3 separate regions of the Homo sapiens genome follow, and regions 2 and 3 are each linked to region 1. A link is a contact called in ENCODE Hi-C or POLR2A ChIA-PET data. All regions are on one chromosome and are shown on one strand. Each heading gives the region's core, a stretch centred on a gene start or an enhancer-like site at or near the end of the contact. The rest is flanking DNA. Distances are from core to core; before and after follow the strand shown. Region 1 holds the start of RPL7L1 (ribosomal protein L7 like 1). Region 2 overlaps TRERF1 (transcriptional regulating factor 1). Region 3 holds the start of ZNF318 (zinc finger protein 318).

Evidence for each region. Hi-C counts contacts between places; a loop is a spot of excess contacts on that map. ChIA-PET counts read pairs that join two places held with the same protein, here RNA polymerase II (POLR2A). Pooled maps may share reads with other maps.
Region 2: a pooled map shows a loop between it and region 1 (5-fold over the local background). The contact joins the enhancer-like site here to the promoter of RPL7L1 in region 1. A Hi-C loop is called at or near these places in 1 of 37 single-sample maps with no recorded cell type and 2 of 50 pooled maps. POLR2A ChIA-PET finds 5 or more read pairs at or near these places in 3 of 52 experiments (CD4-positive, alpha-beta T cell, GM12878 and activated T-cell).
Region 3: a loop to region 1 is called in a pooled map, with 6 times the contacts of the local background. The contact joins the promoter of ZNF318 here to the promoter of RPL7L1 in region 1. A Hi-C loop is called at or near these places in 6 of 50 pooled maps. POLR2A ChIA-PET finds 5 or more read pairs at or near these places in 2 of 52 experiments (BJ and CD4-positive, alpha-beta T cell).

Annotation. Positions count from the first base shown.
Region 1 is chr6:42,878,233-42,880,915 of GRCh38, forward strand. RPL7L1 (ribosomal protein L7 like 1) reads left to right here and starts at 1,384. Exons shown (of 6, transcript NM_001366481.3): 1 at 1,384-1,719; 2 at 2,629-2,683. The coding sequence starts at 1,679. RefSeq lists enhancers at 396-1,353, 1,096-1,565, 1,354-2,310, 1,586-1,645.
Region 2 is chr6:42,366,460-42,369,142 of GRCh38, forward strand. All of the region lies in intron 2 of TRERF1 (transcriptional regulating factor 1), which reads right to left. Among named protein-coding and RNA genes, the nearest start is that of TRERF1, 84 kb to the right of the region's middle. RefSeq lists an enhancer at 1,517-1,606. Within about 2 kb of position 1,317, at least 16 of the 41 ENCODE cell types and tissues checked have a DNase peak (open chromatin) inside an H3K27ac peak, as active enhancers do; they include CD4-positive, alpha-beta T cell and GM12878, where a contact is called at or near this core.
Region 3 is chr6:43,368,293-43,370,975 of GRCh38, forward strand. It overlaps ZNF318 (zinc finger protein 318), which reads right to left and starts at 1,355. Exons shown (of 10, transcript NM_014345.3): 1 at 675-1,355. The coding sequence starts at 1,073. LOC124901227 (atherin-like) reads left to right here and starts at 1,072. Exons shown (of 2, transcript XM_047419609.1): 1 at 1,072-1,095; 2 at 1,131-2,683. The coding sequence starts at 1,072. The coding sequence ends at 1,829. RefSeq lists silencers at 759-828, 839-1,028, 1,119-1,318, 1,509-1,608.

The DNA of each region.
Region 1 (2,683 bases), core at 134-2,633:
GGCGGATCACGAGGTCAGGAGATCGAGACCATCCTGGCTAACAAGGTGAAATCTCTACTAAAAATTCAAAAAATTAGCCAGGCGTGGTGGCGGGCGCCTGTAGTCCCAGCTACTCGGGAGGCTGAGGCAGGAGAATGGCGTGAACCCGGGAGGCGGAGCTTGCAGTGAGCCAAGATCGCGCCACTGCACTCCAGCCTGGGCGACAGAGCGAGACGCCATCTCAAAAAAAAAAAAAAAAAAAAAGCAGAATATCAGCTCCCCACCCGGCCTCCTGAATAAAAATCTGTATTTTAGTAAAATCTTCAGGTGACTCCTATTCACTATTAATGCTTGAGAAGCGCTGCTCTGGAGGTTTCCAGAGATGATAAGACTTGTGTTGTTTTTCAGGATTTTTAATTTTAAAAAAAATTTATTTCTTGTTTTTTTTGAGACTGTCTCGCTCTGTCGCCCAGGCTGGAGTGCAAGTGGCACAAACTCGGCTCACGCAGCCTCCGCCTTCTGGGACTTCAGGCGCGAGCCACCACGCCCAGCTAATTTTTTGTATTTTTAGTAGAGACGGGGTTTCACCATCTTAGCCATGCTGGTCTCCAACTCCTGACCTCAAGTGATCCACCTGCCTTGGCCTCCCAAAGTGCTGGGATTACAGGTGAAAGCCACCGGCCCGACCTACTGTTTTTCAGGATTCTATATAGACTGGGAGGGAAGAACGCAAATTCCGGGCGATGAGAGCTGCATAAGGGTTTTATTTTTATTCTTTTTTTTTCTTTTCTTTTCTTTTTGTTTTTTTGAGACGGAGTCTTGCTCTGTCGCCCAGGCTGGTGGGCAGTGGCGCGATCTCGGCTCACTGTAACCTCCGCCCAAGACGGGGTTTCGCCGTGTTGGCCAGGCTGATCTCGAACTCCTGACCTCAGGTGATCCTCCCGTCTCGGCCTCCCTCCCAAAGTGCTGGGATTACAGGCGTGAGCCACCGCGCCCGGCCTGTGTAACGGTTTTAGACGGGAAGGAAGCATGTTGTAGTTTTCGGTCCAGCAGTAATAGTAACAAACATAGTGCTGACAGACACTGCTAAACGCTTTATCTAATCTCCTGTAATCCTCGTAACGCCATTAGGTAGACCTATTATTACTGTACACCCATTTTATGGGTAATGAAGCCGCAGTATAGAGGGGTTAAATAACGTGTTCAAGGACGCATCGACGGGGCCAAGCAGACGGAATTGCAGCTACCTGCTTTACCACTCTAAGTCCTCAACAAACACTTCCACCTACACGTGAGAGCCAAAGCCATAGCCTCCAAGTTTTTCCACAGAGCGAAAATGTTTCGCGGAGTTTGCCTGTCTTCCTCCCCAGAGACGCAGCACAGCCGCGCCGGAAGTGCGGCGCCGTAGCTAGGAGCGGACGCCATAGGTGCATTGTGGGAAGCACTTTGCTGTCCACAGCCAGGCCGCTTGTGATGAAACTGTAACTTACAAGAAAAGGGCTGGGTTTTGAAAATAACACAGGCTCTAAAAACCCTAAGAAGCGGTGCAACTTTTGGCAGGAATCGGGGTTAGCGGGACCTCAAGGGCTCACTGCGGCTAAGTGAACGCTGACTGGTCCTCCAGCGTGAGCTAGAACAGACGTCTCTATGGTCAAGTAAACAGAGCGTGTGCTGTCTTCCCCATGTGGTGGGGTTGCGCATGATCAGTAGCTGCACCACTAGAAAGATGGCGGAGCAAGAGTGAGTGTTTGGGGCTTTGAATATCTGGAGTGGGGTCTTGAGTATCCGGTGCCATCCACGGTGTTTATGCCTTGGTGGCGGATTCCTGTGGGCTCTAGGAATAGAAAAGGCCACAGTTTACAAAGGGTGGGGGTGAGGAGGAGTAGCGCTGTGGCGGAGGAGGGAGGGGACCGCGGTCAAGTTCGGGTTATCTGGAGAGGCGAGGATTGACTTCAGGCAGCGGGCTGGAGTGCCACAGTTGAATTCACCCAGCCCGACAAGTGTTAACTCTGCAGATAGGCCTGCCCCCGCCCCAACCCCATAGATTCGTCGCTGCTAGTGCCTATGAAGAACTGTGGCCGTGAAAACCCTGTTAACTTATACGAACCCAGAGGCTAAAGGATTCATTATTTTCCGAGGCTTTGGGGATGAGTGACTATTAGGGATGGATTTATGAGGCCTGGAGTCAGAAACCGCAGGTTTCAGGGGAATCTTTCTTCAGATACTTGAAAACAGTAATGTTCCCTAAAGCCCAGGATATTGAATTGGTTTGGAAATCCATTGAATGTTCGTTTTCTTTTTTGTTGTTGTTTTTGTTTTGAGACGGAGTCTTGCTCTGTCCCCCAGGCTGGAGCGCAGTGTCGGGATCTCGGCTCGGTGCAACCTCCGCCTCCCGGGTTCAAGCGATTCTCCTGCCTCAGTCTCCCGAGTAGCTGGGATTACAGGCGTGCGCCACCACGCCCAGCTGATTTTTTATTTTTAGTAGAAACGGGGGTTTCACCATGTTGGTCAGGCTGGTCTCGAACTCCTGACCTCAGGTAATCCACCCACCTCGGCCTCCCAGAGTGCTGGGATTACAGGCTTGAGCCACCGAGCCCGGCCAAGTGTTCTTTTCTAAATGTTATCTCTGATCTCAATTTTCTGCATCAGGCAAAGAAAAATCCCTTTGGTTCCAGAAAATCTCCTGAAAAAGAGGAAGGCTTAT
Region 2 (2,683 bases), core at 67-2,566, 510 kb before region 1:
CGGCACCTCCTAACATCCACTCTAACGGGGAGGAGGATGGCTGGGTTTGGCTCCTCCCTCCTCTTCCTGCACCTGCATATTCAAGGTCTTGGTGTCCTTCCTTTACCACCCTTTCACATGCTTTTGTAGACATAGATAGATATACTCTCTTCTTCCTTCTTCAAGGGAGAGCTTGAAATGTGAGAAATCCAGCTGTGTGGAGAAGCTCATGGTGACTGGCAGAACAGTCAGGACTGGGCAACCAGAAGCAGGAAAAAGAATATTCTATTTTGGGAAATGAGGAGCTGGACTGATCCACTTCGATCACCAGCTATGGACCACCATCTAACAATTCTGGGATTCCCAGAGCCACAAGAGGGAGATGCCTGGGAAAGGTGAAAATCAGCAAAACACTCAAGGGCCATCTGATCACCCCAGGCAGACAGGCAGATCTGGGTAACATGGGGCTGAGAGAAAACCACAGGTTTCAAGGGGATGCTGTCACCAAGATGCCCCATAAGAAATCAGGATCTGCCCAAACCAGGGGCAACCAAAGGGGCATTGTACTCCTCAGGACTTAGCTGAAGTCACAGGAGCACTGGAGTCAGGCCTGCGATCAAATCCTGACCTCGTCAGCCAGGTCAGCCTTCACCTCTTGGAGGCTGGCTCTGCATGAGTGACTGTGAGGCCTAAATAAAATTAAGTGTATAGAAGTATAATATCTAGCACAGGCCTGGCCTTACATAAGGGGCACACTCAGTGTTGCTCCCCTCCCCCTTTCCAGCCTTCAGACCTCACAGCTCTCTCCACTCTTACTAACAGAAACAAGCACAGAGGCCACAGAGCATTTCCCAGCAAGAAGGTTTGCAAAGAAGGATGGCAGAAGTCCGCAAAGAAACAAACAGGCCACCCCACTGCTGGTAAGAGAGAAGCACCGGACCTCGGTGAATGCCCGGGTTTCAAAACACACAAAGCTCCGAGCCTCTGATTGTACCTAAACAGGAAGTTTGTGACAAACTTAGAAAACACGCATGCACAATGGCAAGAGGCTGCACGCCACTGAGAAAAGATGAAATCCGGCCCTGCTGGGGGCTCTGTGTGGAGGAGAGGCGTGCAGAGCCAACACTCCCACCGCACCAAGATCTTCCTGGCTGTAGGGAGGCACCCTTACCCTGGGCTTCTCCTCACCCCAAGCATGGGAGGGATTTGGGCCAAAATGTGTGGAGCTGCTCTGGTTTCCAAAGCCAGGCTCTGCTCACCCCCTCCTGCTCTCTCTCCCACCCCTACCCACTCAGGCATCTAGGACATCAGGTACTCCCAACAGCTGGCAGGGGCCTGGTGACTGAGGTGTATAGCAGGGGACCATTTTTCAGCTGGGAGATCTTAGCACAGAAAGGGGAAGTGACACACAGAGGTCCCGCAGAGCTCCCATCCCCGATCTGATCTCCATCTGGCTGCCCGGCCAGCGTCTGTATCATCGGGCCCTTTAGCATTCCACAATGGGGTCCTCAGCTGCCATCTCCTTCCACTTTGACACCCTGCCTGGCCCTAACATTTTTACTTGCATTGCTCACACCAGTATGGGGCTCGATAACTTCAGTTCACTTATCTGAAAGTGCAGGCAAATGTGGACACAATCTGTGTCTCATCTCAAGTAGAGGACAAACTTGGGAGATTGTTCACAATCTCCCAAGTGCCCGTGGAATGGGCCCTGCATCCAGGCAGTATACTTGGTGGCTGTGCTCCAGTAAATACTCGGTAGATTAATACACAACATCAATACCTTCCTATTGTACCTCCCCAACCAGGTTATGTCCCACTTGTCTCTGAGTCACCCTCAGCAAGGACAGGTCCCTCTACCCCTCCTGAGTGGAGGGCCCAGCTGTAAACTCAGTCTCCTGATGGTTGGCTCCTCGGCGCCCCCACACAGCACCTCCCGCAGTGGTTTCCTCGCCCCCCCAAGTTAGGTTCCTTTTTAAAAAAATGACTCATTTAGGAAGAGACAAAACCAAGAACTTCAATGGTAAAGATAAAACAGCAAGCACCAAGACTCTAAACACCTCCCACTCCATGTAGAATTTAGATCCGATAAAGCTTCCCCAAACTGGACCTCCTAATTTGGAACTTACGGTATACACAATTCTTCTAGCAAAGACACTTCCAGTAATGTCTCAATGTTTCAGCGTCTTCTTTACAAATAGAGATGGCCCCAGGACTCCAGGCAGTAGTTTTTTCAAAATGAGGGAATGAGAAATTAAAGATTAAAGTCCACGCTTTGGACTTCTGGGTCAAAAAAGTAATTATTTGATGTTTTACTACATTTATGATTCTAATTTATTGATTGCAGGACATAGGCATTATATCACAGGCCTAATGAGAATTATGGGGAGTTTTTTAGTTAAAAAATGACTTCTTGGTATGTAAGAAGTTTATGACATTTGTGCACAGTATCTGAAAGGAATGAAATTATATGATACAATACAGAGAATAGTAACATTTTAGGGCTAAAATGAGCAATTAAGATGACCCGAATCCAGGGGTTCCCAATGTTAGCTGCATTTCTGAAAAAAATTCCCAGGCTCCCCAAGATTCTGACACATTCAGTCTGGAGTGGGGCTCTGACATCAACTGTTTCCTTTTATAAGTTTCCCAGTGATTTTAATGTGCCTACAGGGTTGAGAACTGCTTATCTGCAGATAAGAAG
Region 3 (2,683 bases), core at 105-2,604, 490 kb after region 1:
GTTGGTTCCTCGGCTGTACAACAAGGAATAGTATTAACTGCCTCACTTCAAAGACTTGTGAGGGTTAAAATAATGTGCAAAGTGAAAGGCTAGGCATAATTCCTGACATAGAACTCGATAAGAGGTAGTGGCTATGGCAGTGACTGTGGTCCTGCACACTTCATTCCGAAGCAGCAGCTCCAATTCATTTAAGCTAACAGTTTACACTCTAGACGTAAAGCCTGGTAGGGTTCAAGCGTCCCTAACTCGCCACAAAAACGGACATTTCGGCTTTTTCCCCTAAGATCCAGGAAGGCAGCTCAGGTGTAAGGGGATGAAAAGTACGGAACCCCGAGGACACATCAACTCTACAAAAAGTACCAAGACACACGGTTTGGACGAAATGCCCCTCGCCTTGGCAAACTTTCCACACCTCACCCGGCATGAGAGAAACAGCCTATTCCTAAGGAACGGAGCGCGCACTCCCGACGAGACGCCCGTGCGCTCCCGAGTCCGTTATTGTGTCAACGCTCCCGGGTCTGACAGAAGCCTCCAGGCTCGGCATCCCCGAGGGAGTTGGCCGGAGGCTTCGCGCTTAGGACCCTGGTCTGGAGGCCCCGGGCGTTTCTGGAAACGGGAATTCCGGGGGAGGGGACTGGGGGATGGAGGGAGTCCTGGACGAGGGGTGGGATTACCCGGCTGCCGCTGTCGCCTGGATGGTCTCCGCGGCCGTCCCGGGCATAGTCGGCGCGGGACTCCCCCCGGCTGCTGCCTCTGAAGCCGGCCGGGCCCGGCGGGAAGAGTCGTCGGCCCCGCGGTGGCGACGGGGAGCCGCGACGGGCCCGAGGCGGGGACGGGGAGACGCGACGACCCCGTGGCGGGGACGGCGAGGCCCGGCGGCCGCGGTGCCCTGAGGGCGAGCGGGGTCGGCGAGCCGGGGTCCGCGACGAGGAGCCGGAGGGCGGAGGCGGCGGTGAGCTGCGGCGAGCCGGGCCTGAGGAGGAGCCAGAGCTGCGGCCGCTGCGCGGGCCGCCCCCGCCGTCGTCTTTAGGCCGGTGGGAAGAGACGGAGGAGCGAGCGCTGCTGCGGTACATGGTTCTTGCAGCGGCGGCCACGGCGACAGCTCTGACCCGGGGGCGCCCTAGACGCAGGCTCGGAGCGCGCCGCCGCAGCTGCAGCCGCCGCCACCTCGGCCGCTGCGCGCCGCCTCAGCCGCGGGAGCAGCCCCCTCCCCTCGGCCCCGCGTCGCCCCGGGGGCCCGGCCGAGCGCGCCCCCGCGGCTGGCGGTTGGAGGGCGCGAGCACGCGTCCGACACACCCCCCCCCGCCTCCGGGGTTCCCCGCTCCTCCACTCAGGGAGCGGCCGCAGGAACCAAGAAAAGTGGGGAGGAGCACAGACGCCGGCGCGAGGCTGGGCGAGGGGAGGGGAAGCGAAGCGCGCGCCCTGAGCTCTGCACGCCCCGCCTCCGAATCCTCAAGATGGCGGCCGCAGAGCCGCCCACTTCCCCCTCCCGCGGCCGCCACGTGACCCCTGTGGCCTCCGCGCGGGGTGGGCGGAGCGGAAGGAAGGGCTTCTCTGGAGAGGGATCTGGTTTTCCGGGGATGCTCCAGGCCTCTGGACTTAGGGGTTTGGAGACCGTGCGGAGGTGTCTTCGCTCTTTCGTGCCGCCCCTCAAGCCTCTTAATTTAGGGATGGACACGAAATGGTTGAAAACCATTCGTGATAATATAAACGGGCCTGTAAACGTTAGCTGTGTGGGAGGTTACGGACCCCGGCAGGAGCGCCCACCGAAATCCTGTCCCCAGCTGAAGCAACACGACCCGCATCAGTTTACTTTCCAGTTTGCCTAATTTCTAGAGGTTGAAATTGAGGATAGGAAAGTACGAGGTGGAGGTGGTGGGCCAGAATCAAACCCAAAATAGACGTTGTCAGGCCTCTGAGCCCAAGCTAAGCCATCATATCCCCTATGACCTGCACGTATACATCCAGATGGCCTGAGGCAACTGAAGAGCCACAAAAGAAGTGAAAATAGCCTTAACTGATGACATTCCACCATTGTGATTTGTTCCTGCCCCACCCTAACTGACAGGATATATTCTCCCCCTTGCCCTTAAGTAGGTGCTTTGTAATATTCTCCCCCGCCCTTAAGAATGTACTTTGTACACCTATCCCAAACCTATAAGAACTAATGATAATTCCACCACCCTCTGCTGACTCCTTTTTCGGACTCAACCCGCCTGCACCCAGGTAAGATAAACAGCCTTGTTGCTCACACGAAGCCTGTTTGGTGGACTCTCTTCACACGTTTTCGAGCTGTTTTCTGACTAAAGTACTTGTGGTCATGGTGGAGGTCCTTCATTACCAGGGGCCCACATCATGACCAACTGGAGGCGTGGCAAGTTTTTGTAAGAGATCCAGGCATGCCCCCTCCCCTGGCCTAAGTCCAGAATTTTCCTAGATGCCAATCTCAGGGCCCTGCATCCTAAATACAAAAGTGGGCCAGGCGCAAAGGGTCACGCCTATAATCCCACCATTTTGGGAGGCCGGGGCAGGAGGATTGCTTGAGCCTGAGAGTTCGAGACCAGCCTGGGCAACGTAGAAGGACCTCCATTTCTAAAAAAAAAAAAAAAAAATTTGCCGAGTGTGGTGGCACGTTCCTGTACCCCAGCTACTCGGGAGGTTGAGGCTGCGGTGAGCTGTGATC